2 separate regions of the Mus musculus genome follow, and region 1 is linked to region 2. The links are chromatin loops, found by intact Hi-C in ENCODE. Cell type or tissue: left cerebral cortex. All regions are shown on one strand. Links, peaks and the distances in the headings refer to the core of each region. The heading gives the core; the rest is flanking DNA. Region 1 has its middle 36 kb from the start of Prps1. Region 2 overlaps Tsc22d3 (TSC22 domain family, member 3).

Region 1 (9,067 bases), core at 329-8,328, 52 kb before region 2:
ACTCAGGACCTTCAGAAGAGCAGTCAGTGCTCTTACCCGCTGAGCCATCTCGCCAGCCCCAGCATCTTATTCTAACCTCGATGGGTACCAGGCACATGTGGAACACAGACATATAGGTAGGAAAACATAGACATAAAATAATTTTTTAAAAAAGACCAATACAGAGCTGAGTGACAGTATAGGGCACACCTTTGATCCTGGCAATTAGGAGGCAGAGGCAGATCATTGTGAGTGTTTGAGGCCAGCCTGATCTACATAATGAGTTCCAGAACAGCCAGGACTACAAAGAGCAATCTCTCTCTCTCTCTCTCTCTCTCTCTCTCTTCTCTCAAAAAATGCAAAGATCCCTGTCTTGCTCTTTATAGCCACCTCAGCCCTTCTTTAACTCTAAATATAATTATTGAAATTGAATCGAGGAGCATATGACCTTTGGGAGTTGGCATTATTTGTTTCTTTGCTTGCTTGCTTATTTATTGAATGTTAGGGAATGAATCCAGGGCCTTGCTCATGTTAGGCAAGCGCTCTGCCCCTGTGCTACATCCCAGCGCAGGACTGGCTCTTTCATCCAGCCTGATCGTCTGGAGCTACACTGAAGCTGTTGTATGTATTGGTCGATTGTTCTTTTATTATGATGAGCCAGATGATGTGAGTGCGCCACAGTCTGCTCAAGCATCCAGCCACTGATGAACATGTATGCTTCCAGTTTGTGGTGACTGAGAATAAAACTTTTATGGTCTATAAACATGCACAATTTTATGTACCTATAAAATCTATGGCCCACACTGGAGAGAAAACATGCAGGATTTCTCTAAGTTTGGCTTATATTTTGACTTTGCTTTTTCTGCTGCTGGGATAAAACTCTAACCCAAAGCTATTTAGGAGGAAGAGAGTTTATTACTTTACAGGTTGCAGTCAGGGCAGGACCCTGAAGGCAGGAGCTGAACCATAAGCCATGGCAGGGTGCTGCTTACAGGCTTGCTTCCCATGGTTTGCCCAGCTTGCTTTCTTATATAGCCCAGGACTATTAGCCAAGGGATGGCACCACCCATAAGGGGTTTGGCCCTCCTTTTATGAGTCAACAATCAAGAAAATGACCCACAGGCCAGGCTGACTGATGCAATGACTGATTTGAGATTTCCTTCTTCCCAAGTATGTCTGCATTTGTGTGAAGTTGACAAAGGCTAACTATGACAGCTTAGTACAATGATCTCAAATCCATTTTCCTAAAAAAGAAAAACATAGTTTATTCTTCATGGTTGAACAAAGCTTTCTTATAAGTACATACCGCATTTTCTTTTTAATTTTTATTTTACTTTTTAAGATTTTTTTTTGTGTGTGTGTGTGTGTGTGTGTGTGTGTGTGTGTGTGTGTTGTGAGTGTAGGTTTTTCATAAGGCCCAAAGAGAGTGTCAGATTCCCAGGAGCTGGAGCTATTAGTTATTGTGAGCCAACCAGTGTGAGTGCTGGGATTTATTCAATCTATTGAAGGATATCTAAACTTATTCCTTGGTTTGTCTATTGCGAATAATGCAGCAATAAAGTTGGATGCCTGGGACTGGAGAGATGGCTGGTCCCAGGTTCAATTCCAAGCACCCACATGGTGACTCACAACCATCTAACTATTTCCAAGGAATCTGGCACTGTCTTTTATTCTCTGTGGACACCAGGAACACATGTGGTATATATAAATACATGCAGTCGAAACACTCATATACATAAAATAAATAAAATCTTTCTAAAAGATAGGTACACGAGTTTTTCTGTAATGAGCTGTTTTGGAGCCCTTCAGGTATGTGTGTAGGAGCTGCATAGCTAGGTCATATGGTAGTTTCATCTTTAGGTGTTTTGTTTTGTTGAGACAGGCCTTTTCTGTTTAACCCTGGCTATCCTGTAACTTGCTGTTTAGACTAGGCTGGCCTCAAATTCCTCTCCCTCCTGAGTACTGGGATTAAAGGCATGCGCCACCACTGCCCAGCCCACTTTTAGTTGTTTTTGTTTTATTTAATTTTGTATTTTAAGAGTCTGTATAAATGTCTATAAAACCCATTACTGTGTACAGAGAATGTATGCCAATTTTTAAAGGGGCTTCGAGAGGTTGCACAATGAGAAGAGTTCTTCCTGTGTAAGCATGAAGCAATGAATTCAGATCCTCAACCCCACCCACAAAAAGCACATAGTATCCAGAGCACTGGAAGGCAGAACCAGGTGGATAGTCAGCCTAACTAGAACAATGAGCCCTAGGTTCAGTGAGAGATCCTTTCTCAAAAGAATAAGGTAAAGTGCGATAGAATAGTATATTCATGTGTATATACATGTATACAGAACACACACACAGAATAAAACTGAGTTGGACATTAAAAACCACAACGTCTGGGATGTACCTCACTTGTTATTCCCCACTCTGTTAAGTCAATGGAGGCCATGTGGGGAATAACAGCAAGGAACTCCCACTCCTCCTCTTCAGGAAGTGGGAGGTGTCATGGGAAACCTAGTCATGGACCTCTCATTGCACACACTAGTAAGGAGGAAGTTTCCAATGTGGCTGTCAGTGGAGGCTAAATGGGAAATCTATACGTCTCTCCCTAAAGGGCAATACTAAAGTGATACCCCATCCCCTGCTTCCCTTACTAAAACTGTCAGAAAAAGCCAGCTAAAACTCAAGACTTAGATAAGAGCTCCCACTAAGAAACATCAGTAAGAAATGATATAAGAATGACAAATAAACATTACAAACATGTTAAACACCAGTAGACACATGTTAAAAACATGACACGGGCAGGCAAGCAGGATGGGATAGTTCAGCAGGTAAAAGTATTAGCTATGCAAGTCCAGGTTCAAGATCGGAAACCCAAGGTGGGAAAAGAGGACCTTTCAAAGGTTGTAAGGGTTAAATGCAACTAAGGTGAAGCACCTAGTATGGAAGCAGGCTAGAGTCCATGGAGGATTTTGTCATTCCATACTGTTTACTATGACTGCTGTAAATGATAAAACATTGTGTGGAGGACCTGATAAGAGTCCTCTTCCCAAGTAAGTGTTAGTTCCCTTCCGTCCTCTCCACTCAGGAACAATGGGGAATCGACATCAATGGTAACTGTGTTCCAGAGGTTGGCAGAAGATGGGCGGAAACTTGTATGGAAGAATGAGTGTATCTTGGCGTCCTTATCAGGTCCTCTGAGCTTTGATAGGGTCAGCTACCCTTGCCTTCCTCCAGCTCCTATTCAGGCTTTAGTGGATCAGAATAGGCTCCTGATAGGAAAAGCATGTCCTTCCGAATAGATTGGGGCCTGCATTGCTCTTGAAATTGAACATTCAACTTTCATCTTGGTTTGCTGAAAAGAAATGTCCCAGAAAGGTTCAGGCAAGCAGGGCTACATGTCTTCCTAGCTTTCGTTCTCTGAGTGGTCTCCTCTTTTTGGCCAACAGTATTGATTACTGTACCCAGCCATGTTTCACTGAGACCGCCAAGGTGGTCTTCAGATCCTAATTTGGATATTAAGGGGAGAGCTTGTCACTTAATGTCTAAAATGCAGTTTGAAATAATGTTTATTTTCAAACTGTGTCACTACAAACATCTGTGAGAAGAAGAAAAGAGTGTTGTGAAATTAAGTAGCATCAGGGCTCTAGAAATCTCCTGGCTTTGGGAATCAGCTACTCTAATAATTGGACATAATTCATGAACTTGTTCTACTACGGAAGAAAGTGCTCCCTCTTCGGGATTTATGGCAGTGCCCTACTCTCTGCAGACAGCAGAGGGCCTCATTAGCACAAACTCAATGTCACTGGCAAATACATGAAAAGGGAAGTTAGCCAAGGTTCTGAAAGCTCAGTAAAACTTTAACAGAACTTGGGCAAGAAAATTGACTGGTCAGCTCAATTCCGTTTAGGAAAAAAAAAAAAAAAAAAAAGGAGGGACAATGGGCTGTACAGAACGTTCTTATTGTTCCCCTCTTTGTGGCTGAAAATTCTTCTAAAGTCCCCAAAATGTTCTTACCTCAGCTAGTAATAGGAATCCTGGGTAGGGTCGCTAGGTTTGGAAAATAAAGATACAGAGCTTACCGATAACTACACTGAACATTATGCATTTTTAAATGTAATGTTCTTAAAGACAGGAAGAAAACGGAAGACTAACTAGGGACTATGTGGGCACCTCGGGTTCTCCTTTTGCTTCCTCTATCTTGTCTTGGGTGCTAGACAGGTTTTCAGATATGCCAACAGAAGAATGTCGAGTAGAATCCAGCTTCTCCAGGCAGAGGATCAGGAAAGAGGCGCCCTGGCAAAATAGAACACTTGCAACACAACTGCTTCACTGCAGCCAAGCAGAACAGAGAAAAATGGCCCCAACTTATCCAGGCCAGCATGGATGGAATGACAAACCAAGATTTCCACTCTGGTCAGGAAACGAGGATCTGTTCTTCCACCCGCACCATGTTTTAGACAAAGGCCTTGTATGGAGGTAGCTTTTAAGTAGCAAGGCCAGGTAACACCCATACCAACATTATCTTTGCTGTTTGTTTGGTTGTTTATTTTCTGAAATGCATTTAACACTGGACCTCCTGGTTTTGCTGGGTTCTCCTAATTTTGAGTAAATTCTGATCCCGAGCCTGAACTCTAGTGATCTGTCACCACTCCAAGCCCCGGTGAAGAAATGGAAAGAAGTTTCTCTGGAGGTAACACCAAGTAGGGAGTCCCTGGGTGCCTCCACCTTCATGGCTGCTTTTTCAAATGCTGTGCAGATGTGTGTTTTGCTCCCTCTTGCTCATCTACCCTAAAAATCAATGATGGGAAGAACAGCAACAAAAAAAGCAGCTCAACTTCTGTGTCTTCTCCAAGGAAGATTGCTGTGGTAAATGTCCCTAGCAGGGTTACTATGTGGAGCAAATGAGATAAAGCAGCAGTTATTAAAAGCCCCTTCATGCCCAGTGTTGCGCAATAAAGATTGTTTTTCTTCCTTCTTATTGTAGCCCCAGACTATCCTGGAACATTTTTTTTCAATTGAAAATTTATATGCTGTATTCTGATCACAATTTCCTCTCTCTCATCTCTGTCAAGATCTTCTTTCAGAACGTTTGATCAGCCTACCTTATCCTTCTGAGTGTGGGGTCTCAGATAATCACAGATTCAAGCCACACCACTGGGACACTGAGTCCTCTCTCTCCTTCCCTTCCCCCTCTCTCTCCCTCCCTCCCTCCCTCTACTCTCTCTCTCCCTCTCCCTCTCTCCTGTCTCCTTCCCCCCCACACACACACACAGTTCAGACTGGTTTTGAATTCACATTCATCCTGCTTTGGAGTCCTAAGCATTGAAAACAGAGGCGTGCATGACAGCCCATCTCACTTCCTTTTCTTGTTTGAACATCAAAGCTAATATTTGAACATCTTCACCCTGCCTGCAGCCCAGGGACAAAATGCCTCTGACCCTCTGACCCTTCAATGCCATTATTATTTTAACGATTAATCAATGCTCTTGTTGACAAAAAGATAAACCATGCTTACTGAAATCCAGGCAGTATGAGCTGGTATAGGGTGAAAAGGAAGTCTCTCTCTCCTGTCCCAGGCCTTAGTTCTCTACTTCCTCTCCGTCCAGGCAACCTCTATTGCCAATGTATTCTTCCAGAGACATCGTATGTGTGCATGTGCCTATATATAACTGTCTTTTCTCGCCCATGTGACCACTAGATTCCCTGTTCTGTACCTTCACATGCTATTTTTGGTTTCTAACGGCCTGGTTTTATTGGGATACTGACCAGCGGCTGATCCTAAGGGCTCTTATGGAAAAACAGGTCCTTTGAAACTTGTTGCTGCCGCTATTGGAAGGATGTTGTCAAGGATGTTGTTCATTGTATCCCACAGCATCCTCTCTGAGGCCCCTGGGAGGAATTCCTGTCTGATCTTAGGACTGAGAACAGTTGCCCTTCTGAGCAATTAGGTTTGTTTTTTATCTCCTGGACATTGTGAACTGCGTAACAGCAAGGTTTCCCCTTTCCTGTTGGCTGCTAGAAAGCTTAAAACCAACTTTTGGGCCCACCCTCTGCGGCAGCACGGTATGCATTTGGAGCCCGGTGCTTGACTGTGCTCTGAGTTCACCTCCTGGTTTCCGCCCTTTAACTTATGCCATATCATGTGTGTCCTTATAAGGTATCTGAAATACTTTATGAAGGGAGATGAGGTTGGGATAATAAAATGACTGCCTGCCTGTTCACTCACTGCGTCCATTATCTATGTTCCCTTCAGTTAACCCCACAATATCTTTTTGGTGGTTTCTTCACAGTCCCCTCTGAGTTGCTTAGCTATGATGTCTTCCCTCCAAATTTTATCTCAATTGTCCTTTACTCCTTCGAGGCTTTTATGGGAATATTATGTTTGTCACTGTTCCCTCCCTACCCCTGTACTCACTCCCACATTCATTGTGCGCACTTGTGCTTGCTTTCATCATTGTAGAACAGACTCTGGGGCTTCACTCTACATTAGGATCACTTTAAAATTTTGCTTAAGGATGTAGATGAGTGTTTTGCTTACATGCATGTCTATGCACCACATGTGAGCCTGGTGCCCACAGAAGTCAGAAGAGGATGTCAGATCCCCTGGAACTAGAGTTGTGAATGATATGAGCTACCATGTGATTGTTGGGAATTAAACCCGGGTCCTCTGGAAACAGCAAGTACCCATAACTGCTGAGCCATCCCTCTAGCACCTAACTGATTATGGCCATTTAACACCCACCCGAGGATGAAGGCTGCAGCCCGCAGCTAGGCCAGCAGTGGACAAGGCAGGCAGTGTGAAGCTGGGTCCAGCTTCCACAGATGCTTATGAGATGACATATTTTTTCTTAAATTCCTAACCCATATGCATTTAATACCCAGGATGGTGTGCCAGCTCTCAGAAGGCTGAAGCAGAAGGAGCACAGGTACCGGGTCAGCCCCAATTTCACAACAAGAACCTATCCAAGCTGGGCGGTGGTGGCGCACGCCTTTAATCCCAGCACTCGGGAGGCACAGGCAGGCGGATTTCTGAGTTTGAGGCCAGCCTGGTCTACAGAGTGAGTTCTAGGACAGCCAGGACTATACAGAGAAACCCTGTCTCAAAAAAAAACAAAACAAAACAAAAACAAAAAAAAACAAACAAACAAAAATTTATTTATTTATTTACTTAATGAATATGAGTACACTGTCGCTGTCTTCAGACACACCAGAAGAAGGCATCAGATCCCATTGCAGATGGTTGTGAGCCACCATGTGGTTGCTGGGAATTGAACTCAGGACCTCTGGAAGAGCAGTCGGTGCTCTTAACCGCTGAGCCATCTTTCCAGCTCTAGCCCTTGGTTTTTGATTCTGAAAAACAAAAACAACAACCACCACAACAAAACTAAGTTAGAGGATCTCTCCCTTCCCTCTTTGACAGTTTTTGAACAGATAGATGCCCCTTACCATTCTTTGGGTTTTTGAGACAGGGTCTCATAAACCCAGGCTGCTCTTGAACAATTGCATGATTCTGCTTCTTGATCATAGAAGGGAGCTTTGTGCAATGATAAATTTTCCAAACTGGTAACCTCTCCCAGATCCAAATTCAAGTTGAAGTTTAAGGGAAGCTCAGCTCGAGGTTCTGCTAGGACAGCAATTAGCTGTTTGCTTTGTCCTTCTGAGGTGCAACAGCAGATGGGATGACTCACGATGAAGCAGTTTCGCTGTTTGCCTGTGAATAGCCACCGGCTGCATTGGAGACTGACAGTGCTCAGAAGTTAGAGGAAAACAGCGACCTTTTCTCTCCATCTACATTCTACAGGATCACGCTGTGGTTGGCTTTGTGCTGCTGTAGTATCTCGGGCTGCCCTCAGACGCCCAGTAATCCTTCTGCTTCAGATTTCCTATTGCTGAGGTTGTGGGAATGAACCTCTATACTAAGAACATTTGCTTTTTAAAATTTTCTCTTGAGTATGTGCGTGTGTGTGTGTGTGTGTGTGTGTGCGCGCGCGCGTGTGTGTGTGCCACGAGCGCACATGCCAGGGAGTACATGAAATCAGAAGAGAAATCTATGGGGGTTGGTTCTCTTCCTCTACCATGTGGGTTCCAGGTATCAAACTCATATGATCACCCTCAAGTGCCACCTCACCAGCCTGCAAGTTTTATTTTAAATATATGTTTTGTTGGGTTTGGTGACATACACTTGTAATCCTAGCACTTAGAAGGTGGAGGAAGGAAGATCGAGAGTTCAGGGTAACCCTGGGCTAAATAACAAGGTCGAACCTAACCTGGGCCTCATGGGAAGCCCTATCTGGGTTTTTTTTTTTAATGGTTTTTTCGAGACAGGATTTCTCTGTATAGCCCTGGCTGTCCTGGAGCTCACTTTGTATACCAGGCTGGCCTCGAACTCAGAAATCCGCCTGCCTCTGCCTCTCGAGTGCTGGGATTAAAGGCATGCGCCACCACACCTGGCCCTATATGGTTTTTAAAAAGAAGAGAGAGAGAGAGAGAGAGAGAGAACAACAAATGCCAGCCAAGATGCAGGAAAAGGGAATATAAATATAAATTCAGGGCAGCCACTCCAGAAATCCGTATGGAGGTTACTTAAAAGCAAAACTAATGCTGCCATATGGTCCAGCTGCTCTACTCCTTATAATATACTAGAGGGACTGTAAGTTGGCACACTACAGAAATGCTAGCATGTCCATGTTTACTGGGGAATAATTACGATGGCCATGCCATAGAATTAGTCAAGGAGTTATCAGCAGATACATGGATAAAGGATATATATATATATATATATATATATATATATATATGCAATGAGACTTTTATTCAGTCATAGAGAAGAACAAAATTATGGCATGTGTGGTCAGACAAACCGACGGAACCGAAGATCATGTCAGGTGAAGGAAGCCAGACTCAGAAAGGCCAATGTTCAATGTTTTCATCTCTCATGTGTAGACAGTGGAAATCCTGGAAGCAGAAGGGAGGGCATTTGAAAGAACAAAGGGAGTCAGGGAGAGAGGGCAAGAAAAGAAATGAGGGAGTTAAATGAGCAAAGTAACATACTTTGCTCATTTAACTCATTTAATTCATTGTGAAACTGCCA
Region 2 (9,067 bases), core at 338-8,337:
GAGCACACTGGCATCACATCTCAAAACTACTTTCTCCTTGGTCAGCTGTAACTAAGTTGCCCAGGCCCTGGGAGCCCCCAGGGCCCGGTGACACGACAGGCTCACTGGCTTGGTGTTACTAGGCCCCATGCAACTTAGTCTCCAGAGACCTGCTCTTTGTCAGGGGTCTGTCACTGGAGTGGACCCAGATGGGCATGTCCTTGGGACATCTCTTGGCACCAGCTATGTTAGGTGTAAAGTTCTCCACATGAGATGACGCTTGGGGAGCCAAAAACAAACTGGAAAGAACTAGGTAGAACAAGATGTGGCTCTGCCCACCCTAAGGACAGAGCCACTTACACCGCAGAACCACCAGGGGCTTCCGGGGTTTCCGGGGTTTCTGGGGCTTCAGGTGCTGGCTCTTCAGGGCTCAGCCGGGACTGGAACTTTTCCAGTTGCTCGGGGCTTGCCAGCGTCTTCAGGAGGGTGTTCTCGCGCTCCAGCTGGGAGTTCTTCTCAAGCAGCTCACGAATCTGCTCCTTTAGGACCTCCACCTCCTCTCTCACAGCGTACATCAGGTGGTTCTTCACGAGGTCCTGCCGTGGGACAGAGCTATGTTAGTCATCACAGCCCGTCCGCGGCGCTGCCACCCTGCCACCACTCCACTGAACTGGTCTTCATGCCACCATCATGTAGCCTTCCTACACTATATTGTGCCTGAAGCTCTATCCTTTACGCTCTCTTCTCCAAAGCGCTTAAGACTCTTGTCCGGGAGACTTACAGGATTTGTGCCATACCAGGGTTGGGAGTCCAGCTTTGTTCCAGGCAGGTTCCCTCAAAATTATTAATGACTTTCAAGTCTGACTAGAGTAAGAACTCTCTTAAGTTTGTCCTGGTGCTGGCACAAATCTGCGGTAAGCCGATAGTGCACCTTTACAAATATTCTCCAAGAATATGAAATTGTTATTTCATCTATTTTGGCATTTCCTCCTCTGCACGTAACACAGTACACCGAGTCACAGTTGTCTTACACACTCAGACAGGACACAGGAACCTTGGTCTGGGGAGGGACGACAGAGCTTGCAATATACTCTTTGAATCTACTGAGGGATAGGGAATTGTGACATTAAGCTTTATAGCACACTCTAAGAGCCTCTCACTGAAAGAAGTCTCAAGCTTCTCCAGCATTTTAGCTGCTTGGTGGAATATAACCTTTACCTAGTCAGAACTGGGCCAGCAAAAGGGTGGGGTGCTTTACTTTCTGTTTCCTCCCAACTCCTGACCCTAGTCCAGGTTCTGCAGAGGCACTGCAGTGCAACTGCATCCAATGAGCTCTGGTCTCTGCCAACTGCAGGAGGCAGACAAATTCAAGAGTCATAGCTCTCCCCTTGCACCATTCAGGAGGAAGCCAGAGGCTGCTGTAAAGCCCTGGGATGGAGGAGTGAAGACGGAGTATCCTGCTAATTGTACTCTAAGGTCTCCAATGAGGATGGGTCCTGGCAAAACCCTTGCACCTATGCCCTTAGACCTGTTCCGAGTTACATAAGCTGCAGCTAAGGCAGAGGACAGCAAGGACGCAGTGATGCTACTCACCATGGCCTGCTCAATCTTGTTGTCTAGGGCCACCACACTGGCTCCGGAGGCACTGCAAAGACAAAAAGCATAGCCACCTATTAGTCACTCTAAGTGTACAAGACAGCTGTGGCCGAAGTCCTCCATCTGCCTAGGGTCTTCCTCTCTCCTACCTCCCTGGCCTGAAGTCCAGACAGACACTTTAGTCTTTAGGTCCCTCTCCAGCCCCTGCAGGAAGCTGCACTTTCCCCAACCCCCACAAGCCTTGTGAGGGCTCCGCCCTGCCCTGAGTTCCAAAGGATTGGAGCCTCGCGGTTTATGGGGCTCCCTGGCCTGAGCGGCCTGCTTTTGGGCGATTTGCAAACAATGGAGCACATGCCCAAGGGAAGTCCCTATTGCAGGCCCCTAAGGTCCCAGGCAAACCTACCGAACTCCGGACCTAGCTAGGAATTCCTTCTCAATTTAGAAGTATTCGGCCTTCTCCTTGCCCCAGCCTTGCCTAGCTCGCCGGCCCTCTGCCTTCCCGGCTGCAGCTGCTGTTTTTCACCACGCAGCAGCCGCAGGGACGCTCCGCCGGCGGATCCCAGCGCGGAGGTGACCCCCCTTCCTGCGTCCCCTACCCCCGCCCCTTCCCAGGATGCTACACCGCGGGGAACAGGGACCAGCGCAAGGCTAGCTAGCTAGCTCTGAGGTCCACTTCAGAGTCCAGCCCCTGCAGGCTCCCTGGCTCACTTCAGCGCTCGAGTTAGAGTCAGTGGTTACCTGTTATCCAGTTTAACGGAAACCACATCCCCTCCAAGCAGAGAAGAAAAGAAGGAGATGGAGAAATTGTGCAGCTGATAGACCGCCACCTCCATGGGGGTCTGATACATTTCGGTGTTCATGGTTCGGTTGCCGGGGAGCTGTGGCTGGTTTGAGTGGCTGCTGGCGCGCCGCTATAGGATAGGCTTTGGCGTTGCAGTCAGGCCCTGAAGCAAGGAGTAGGCTGCAGTGCAGACCCTGAGCCAGGCAGGCACTTCTAAGCTGGAGTTGAAGAGAAGTGACTCCAAGGGTGTCACCTAGTATGTCACAAACTCCACAGCAGCCAGTCCAACCCAGACTCAGAGATAATTTCGGCTCCTGCTTCTTTATATAGGAGGAGCCAGCTGCGTCACATGGCGTCAGGGGCCATGCAAATGAGTCCTGTACTGGGCTTTGTGGCCCAGTTAAACCACATCCCCTCCCTGAACCTTAGTCAGGGACTGTAAACAGTTCAGCACTTTCTTGTGCCAATTGGCATTTCCAAAGAGGACTTTGGAGGCTGGCAAAACCCAAACCGGAGCCGATTTCTAGAGAAAGAAGAAATGCTCTAACAGGAGGTAGAAAGCATTCAGCAGAGGGCGGTACTGCATTTAAAAGTTCTTCGGGTGCCAGTCGGCATGCTCTAACTGGCTCTGCAGTGCTCTCCAGTCACTCTGAATGCCTACTCCCACCATTCTTCACTTTCTCCAGCCAACTAACCCCTCAGTCAATCTCTTTCCTTGGAAACAGGCTTTCCATCTGCATATTCACGCACTGAGAAACGCAGCTGTCACCTCACCTAGCCGGATGCTTACCGAGCCTGGTCCAAATTTTAGAACCCACTCAGTTTATTTCTTCCTTGAAAAGTATAGTTATGGGAATAATGGGTGGTCTGCATGAGATATAGGATGGACACATAATAGGAGCAGTGGGTGGATGACAGAGGATATTGAAAGCTGACAGTTGACAATGGAGTGACAACAGATACCAGTCATTTTCTCTTTGTTCTCTCTATCCTACTCTGCCAAGAAAATACATTCAACACCATTACCTGAGAGCTCTTGTCCCTATTTATTTTTATCTCTTGTGTATGGGTCTTTTGCTGGTATGAATGACTGTACCACATGAGTGCCTTGTTGGATTCTCTGGAGTTACAGAAGGTTGTGAGCCAACCTCGCAACAATCGACCCAGTCCTCTGGAGAACAGCCAGTGCTCTTGCCGCTGAGCTACCTCTCCAGCCCTTCCTTCTCTCTTTTCCCTCTTTCCTCCCTTAATGTCTTTCTAGACAGGGTCTGTCTACATAGCTCAGGCTGGCCTCTAATCACAAGCCTTCTAAATACTGGGATTATAGGCTATAGCAACATGATTTCACTATTTTTTAAAAGCAAAATTTTGTTACTTTTTAAAATAAACAACAAGCTGAAAAGAAAACTACAATGCAAAGTGACATATCAACTGCCTCAGGAAAATCCTTTCCTGCGATAATGTAACCGTGTAAACAGGAGCCAGAAGAAAGCAAGATTTAGGATTTCCCCAGGAGTTCCCAAACTGAGAACCCTGAAGTATTAACACCAAGGGGACGTGCCTCCCAGGAATCTCAACGTGCTGATAACAGCTCCATCTACATGTTCAGACTTTCTAGTTTCCTTTCAACTTGTTTCATTATTCCTATAAAATATGAAATAATGAATGATCAGGGAATCCAAAGAGAACCTCCATCCCAAGGGGAAATTTTGCCAAAATATATTATGGCAAAATATTTTTGCCAAAATAAATCCATATACCATTTAAGAGTAGCGATGCTGTAAAGAAACAAGGTTACTGTTGTCTAATAAAAATTACACATTTGCATTAAAATATAGTTTCATTCTTTTGGCATAAAAAAGAAAGGAAGGAAGGAATGAAAAAGAAGGCGGCATCTAAGACTTAAAAGGTTCTTTCCTCCTGCTCCTTCCTAAGAAAGGCCACCTGGTGGACAAAATCTGAACGGCAAATGTAAGAAACAGCATGGGCAGAAAAAGGAATAAGTGATGCAATAACCAATACTGTTTACACCAACCAAACCAGAACTAGAGGAACATTAGGTTCCACCAACATATACAATAGTTTGCATGATGTTAAGGTAAGTACCCATAAATCAGTGCTCCACAAGTTATGGTCCAATGAAATATTCTAGTGCAATCACGTTATTGGAAAAGTACTGGGACCTCTTATCAGCAAAGGAGGTAATTATTTGCTTCAGGTTATTTCTCTTAAACAGGTACCTGGTACTGACATCCTGGCCAAGGCCCCAGCCAAGCCCAATCTTCAGGCCTTGACCTCTTCCTGGCTTTTAGTGCATTATAACTTAACAGTCACTGTTTTCAACTATGAAATAAGGCTCAACTAGCAGATTTTAATGGTAACATATTCAATTCTCACTACAGTTGCAGAGAGCTGAACAATAAACTCTCCAAGCAAACCTTTTGCATAAGCCCATTTCAGACCATTTTAGTCTGGAAATAATGCCAACCTCTGGACATTTTAAACTTCAGGCTCTTTGAACCTGGTATTTGCAACTAAGAGGTATCCAGCAAGCAGAACAAAGTAGAGATAGTATTTATAGGTCGTCGGGAGTGTTATCTGAAAGAGGAAAAAAAGTGATCTTGGAGTTTGAGGCCAGCCTGGTCTACACAGTTTCAGGACAGCCAGCCAGGGCTAGGCAGAAAAACAGGTCTGGAAAAAAAAATCCTACCAAACCAACCAAACCAACCACTTTTAAATTAGCTGATTAGCTGTTCTTAGAGTTCCCTGCTCTATTATCTGCCCTCTGCCACCTAGAGCTTTCTTGGTCTGAGAGAATCTCTGAGTTAATTTTTTTATTGTTTTGTTAAATTATTCTTAAACTACTGCTACTCACCTCAAAATTCCAAGGGAGATGGTGGGAAGGCAGCGGGAGAGGGATAAGACAGGTAGGCAGAGGCAAAATAACACCAGAAAAATGGTGTACAGGACAAAAGTAAAACAATCATTTTGGTGCAGATTCCCTCATTTGGAAACAGTGACAGAGAAATTCAGGTACTTTGAGGAAAAAAAGAGAAAGGAGGAAATAGGGGTTGCCCACGAGGTTGCATTGAATAATAATTAATTAATTGCTCACTAATTAATTATACTTCAATTAAAAAAAACCAAGCTGAGTTTGCAACTCACTGACTGTAATAGTTTCCATCAATGACATACTAACTATGGGTTGACATTGTGATGGATGTACCACAAACCCTGCATTACAGGCACTGTCACTACCATTTACAAATGAAGAAATTGAGGGTTTGGCTCCCCTGTCCAAGATAGTGAATTACATTTCAGCCCAAATATACTGACCTAGAAACTAAGTTTATTTTCTACTATACCAGCTATTGGATAATTGTGAATCAAAAAGAGGGTTTACTGAAAAAGGAGAAGTCACAAAGTTAGAGGGATGAATTGGAGGTGTCAAATACAGGTAAGGAGGAAGACAGGGTGAAGAGAAAATGCCTCTAGGATGCTAGCAAACATTGGTGGTATACAAGAGGTTCTAAGGCCAACTTTAAGTTTTAGGCATAGTCACCTTTTTTGACATTTAGGGATGGTGAAAATATTAAAAAATATTCAAACTGTCCCAAAGAACTTTAGAAAAGAACGAATATATATAGTTCCAGAGCACAGGCTATTCTAAATAAAGTGTGTAGTCTTGTAATAACAATTACAATTTAATCAAACCTCTAAGTTTGGGCCCCCACTTACTGGCATCCTCAATTAAATCTACCCATTTTTTCTTATTCTTTCTGTACCCAGCCTTTAAAATGTGGTAAAAAAAGAAGCTTTGCTGGGCATTGTGGCACATGCTTTTAATCTCAAGAGGCAGGAGCAGAGGCAGGAATGTTTCTGTGAGTGCAAGGCCAGCCTGATGTACAAAGTCAGAGCTACACAGTAAACCTTTGTCAAAGGAGAAGGAAGGAAGGGAGGGAGGGAGGGAAGGAAGGAAGGAGCAAGCTTATACCAGGAAGTTTTTTTTTTCTTCTGAATGATCTACTATCCTGTAGATTCAACCCATACTTAGACAAGTCTCTCTTCTTGTATATGCCCATAGTTTTGTCATATGAAAAGCAGGCTGTAGCTCAGGTTCCAAAGAAAGACAGAACCTCAGTGTAGGATGAAGGGAAACAACTGACTCAAATGTCTCCACACAAAGACTTTCTGATAACAAGCACAGGGAAGGTTGAAGGAGGGGGGAAGAACCTAAAGGGTTAACTTTCGGGTTAACTCTGAACACACTAGAAAATGCTTCTGCTCAAAATAGTTGCACGAAACCTTGGAGTGGGGTAGAAGATTGCACAGTACATTAATATCCATTATCTGGTCTAATACTTCCTAGTAAAGTGCTGATCATATATATTCTTGTGTCCTGTGCAAGTGGACTCCATAAAGAAACTAGTAACGTAAGGCTTCAACAGCCCAGCAGCATCAATATTGAGAAATATTTCTAAGCCTTTTATATCCCACAACTTATGAATACAGCCTAGACCTGGAGTGAGCACACCAGCAGCACTTGATGAGCTAGGCCCTTCACTGGCTTTTCCTTTTAGCTCTAATCACAGTATTTTGCAAGGAAGCAGACATAACTGGCCCTGCCTCCCTCAGGGGTGACCTCCTAAAGGAGAGTATGTAATGACGATGGAATCAACTCTCCTCATTTCAGGAGCCCTGAAAGGTAATGTGTTGTTTGAGTTGGGAGAATGCAATCACGTTCCCATTGGTCTGTTCTACTTTAAAAGCCAAAGTCATCAGGACAAGAGCTCCTGCTACTTGGGGTTCCAACTAGATAGTAGATGGGTAACTGGGAAAAATCCCAGCATCAGAAGTCTCACACTGGATCGAAGCATGCTGAAAAAGGGTGGAGAGCAGGCTTTGGGTGGGTGTGGTAGGTTGGAGGAGGCAGTGAGGGGGAACATCTATCTTACTTCCCTTTTTGTCACACTTGAAGCATTGTGTACCACATAGCCAGAAGGAAACTATTTATAGGAAAGTCTTCCGTATTTTCTACAGGGAATGTTCCACCCAAGGATTCAGCAATATTGCCAGCAAAACACAGGGTCCTATGTCAGGAGAAGCGGAAAAGGACATGATGCGAGAGGTGTGGGACCAGCCACAAAACAAACACTGGGTTAGGAGCTAGAAAGGGAAATACAAAAAGGATATTGAGCGTCTGAGCATTAGTACAGTGTTAATGGGATGGGTCAAAACCACCTCTCCCCATTTACTCCTCAACCACAACCCTCCTATCTGAGGCTCTATCTAGTTCTTACTACTTACTTGTCCCCTTTTCTGAAGAGGCTGGGGGAATAAGGAGGCTGAAATGTCATGGTGTAATCTGTCCTTGTTTCTTATCTTCTCTCTTCCCCTCTGGTTCCACTCCAATGTGGGAGACTATAGACAGGAAGGCAACTGCCACTTACATAGTTATTTTGACTCCATGGAAAATCCCCAAAGTCCAGAAGGAGGGAAGCAAGAAGACAAGACGTTGACAGAGCGAGTGCCTTGTTCTCTGTAGATCATGTGAATTGCCTTGCATGGCCAGGGCTTAGAGCCCTAACTTTGTTGGGCAGGAAAGTGGGAAGGATGTAGATGCAAATGCTGAAGGCAATGGTGTAGGAGACGGCAAGGAGAACCCTAATAAAAAGATACTCTCTTGGAGAAGCAGCTCTAGCAAATGATTTGGGGCACACCCTGGCACTGGATGATGGCAAGAGCAATGAATTGTGCCTTTCAGCTCCCTCCTGGACAGGGTCCCGAGTGAGCTTCACAAACAATCTTTGAGTGACACTAGGGATGGCAGGCAGAACTGAACTCCATTTAAAAAAGGCATTCTGCTCTCCCCTGGCCCTCATTCACAGAAGTAAAAACTGCTCGTCAAAACCACCCTCATTACCCCAACTTTGATGGCTAATTTTTGAGATGTCTTGTATTAAGAGTGTCATTAGGACTAGAAATATTGATGATTTATTCAGGAATGCAGTTTAACCTCTGTGGATCTTAAATCTCATGAACCTTGTATAAGTGTTTATGCCTGTCTCCTTTTCCTTGATGCATTGTGGCTGGCACAATCAACCTCCACAATTGTTCCAAGCCTTCTCATTTTTGCCCTTACCAGTAATTGATCTATAAACTTCCTGAAAAAGAAGTTTGTAAAATTAACCTAGGTAAAAGCAAAGTAGGTAATTCAACACATACATTATGCTTCCTTCTAGAATGTCTTAGTTTGTGACAAGGTCAGAAGTTCTCCCTACAGTTAGATCTTAGTGAAAGGTTTATTTAAAGGGAAAAAAAAGCCAAGCAAACCAAACAAGAACAAGAGCTTGGCACAGGAGAGTAGCTTGTAGTTCATGAGACCATATCACTCCCATCTCTGGGCCTAAGTTCATTCCATAGCAAGGGCTGAGTTTTCGTTAATCGCTTCATGTCCTCTCTTTGGCCATTGCTTACCTGGAGCCCATAATACAGCAGCCACAGAATATGGAGTTTCTGTAAGAACTATTTTTTTCTGACACTGTGGTTGACAGTGCGAAAAAGAATTTGTAACTCAAGGCTAACAGGGTTCACCTCTCCCTGCCATATGCTTGGCCTTTCTCCCTAGGTCAGCTCTTGGTCTTACTCTCATTCTATATGATTTATGAAGTAGGTAATGAGGTTGTTTTTGCACCCCTACCCTCAGGCTAA

The links. A loop is a pair of places that touch in the nucleus more often than their neighbours do. Peaks named below come from ENCODE experiments on the same cell type or tissue, not always from the same donor. Only the 100,000 strongest peaks of a DNase experiment are listed, where the experiment ranks them.
Region 1: it touches region 2 in a loop (2.2-fold over the local background); 21 of 42 quality-filtered maps call a loop at or near these places.

What each region holds. Positions count from the first base shown.
Region 1 is chrX:140,488,276-140,497,342 of GRCm38, forward strand. No RefSeq gene overlaps it. Among named protein-coding and RNA genes, the nearest start is that of Prps1, 36 kb to the left of the region's middle. In left cerebral cortex, for the core only: a CTCF peak has its summit at 3,744 (motif pointing right); DNase peaks (open chromatin) are centred at 3,749 and 7,667.
Region 2 is chrX:140,540,533-140,549,599 of GRCm38, forward strand. Tsc22d3 (TSC22 domain family, member 3) reads right to left here. Exons shown (of 4, transcript NM_001077364.1): 3 at 1,573-1,624; 4 at 1-575. The coding sequence ends at 336. Among named protein-coding and RNA genes, the nearest start is that of Gm39538, 11 kb to the left of the region's middle. In left cerebral cortex, for the core only: CTCF peaks have their summits at 338, 2,912 (motif pointing right) and 4,306 (motif pointing left); DNase peaks (open chromatin) are centred at 500, 1,342, 1,566, 1,784 and 6 more places; H3K4me3 peaks cover 2,876 bases; H3K27ac peaks cover 2,391 bases.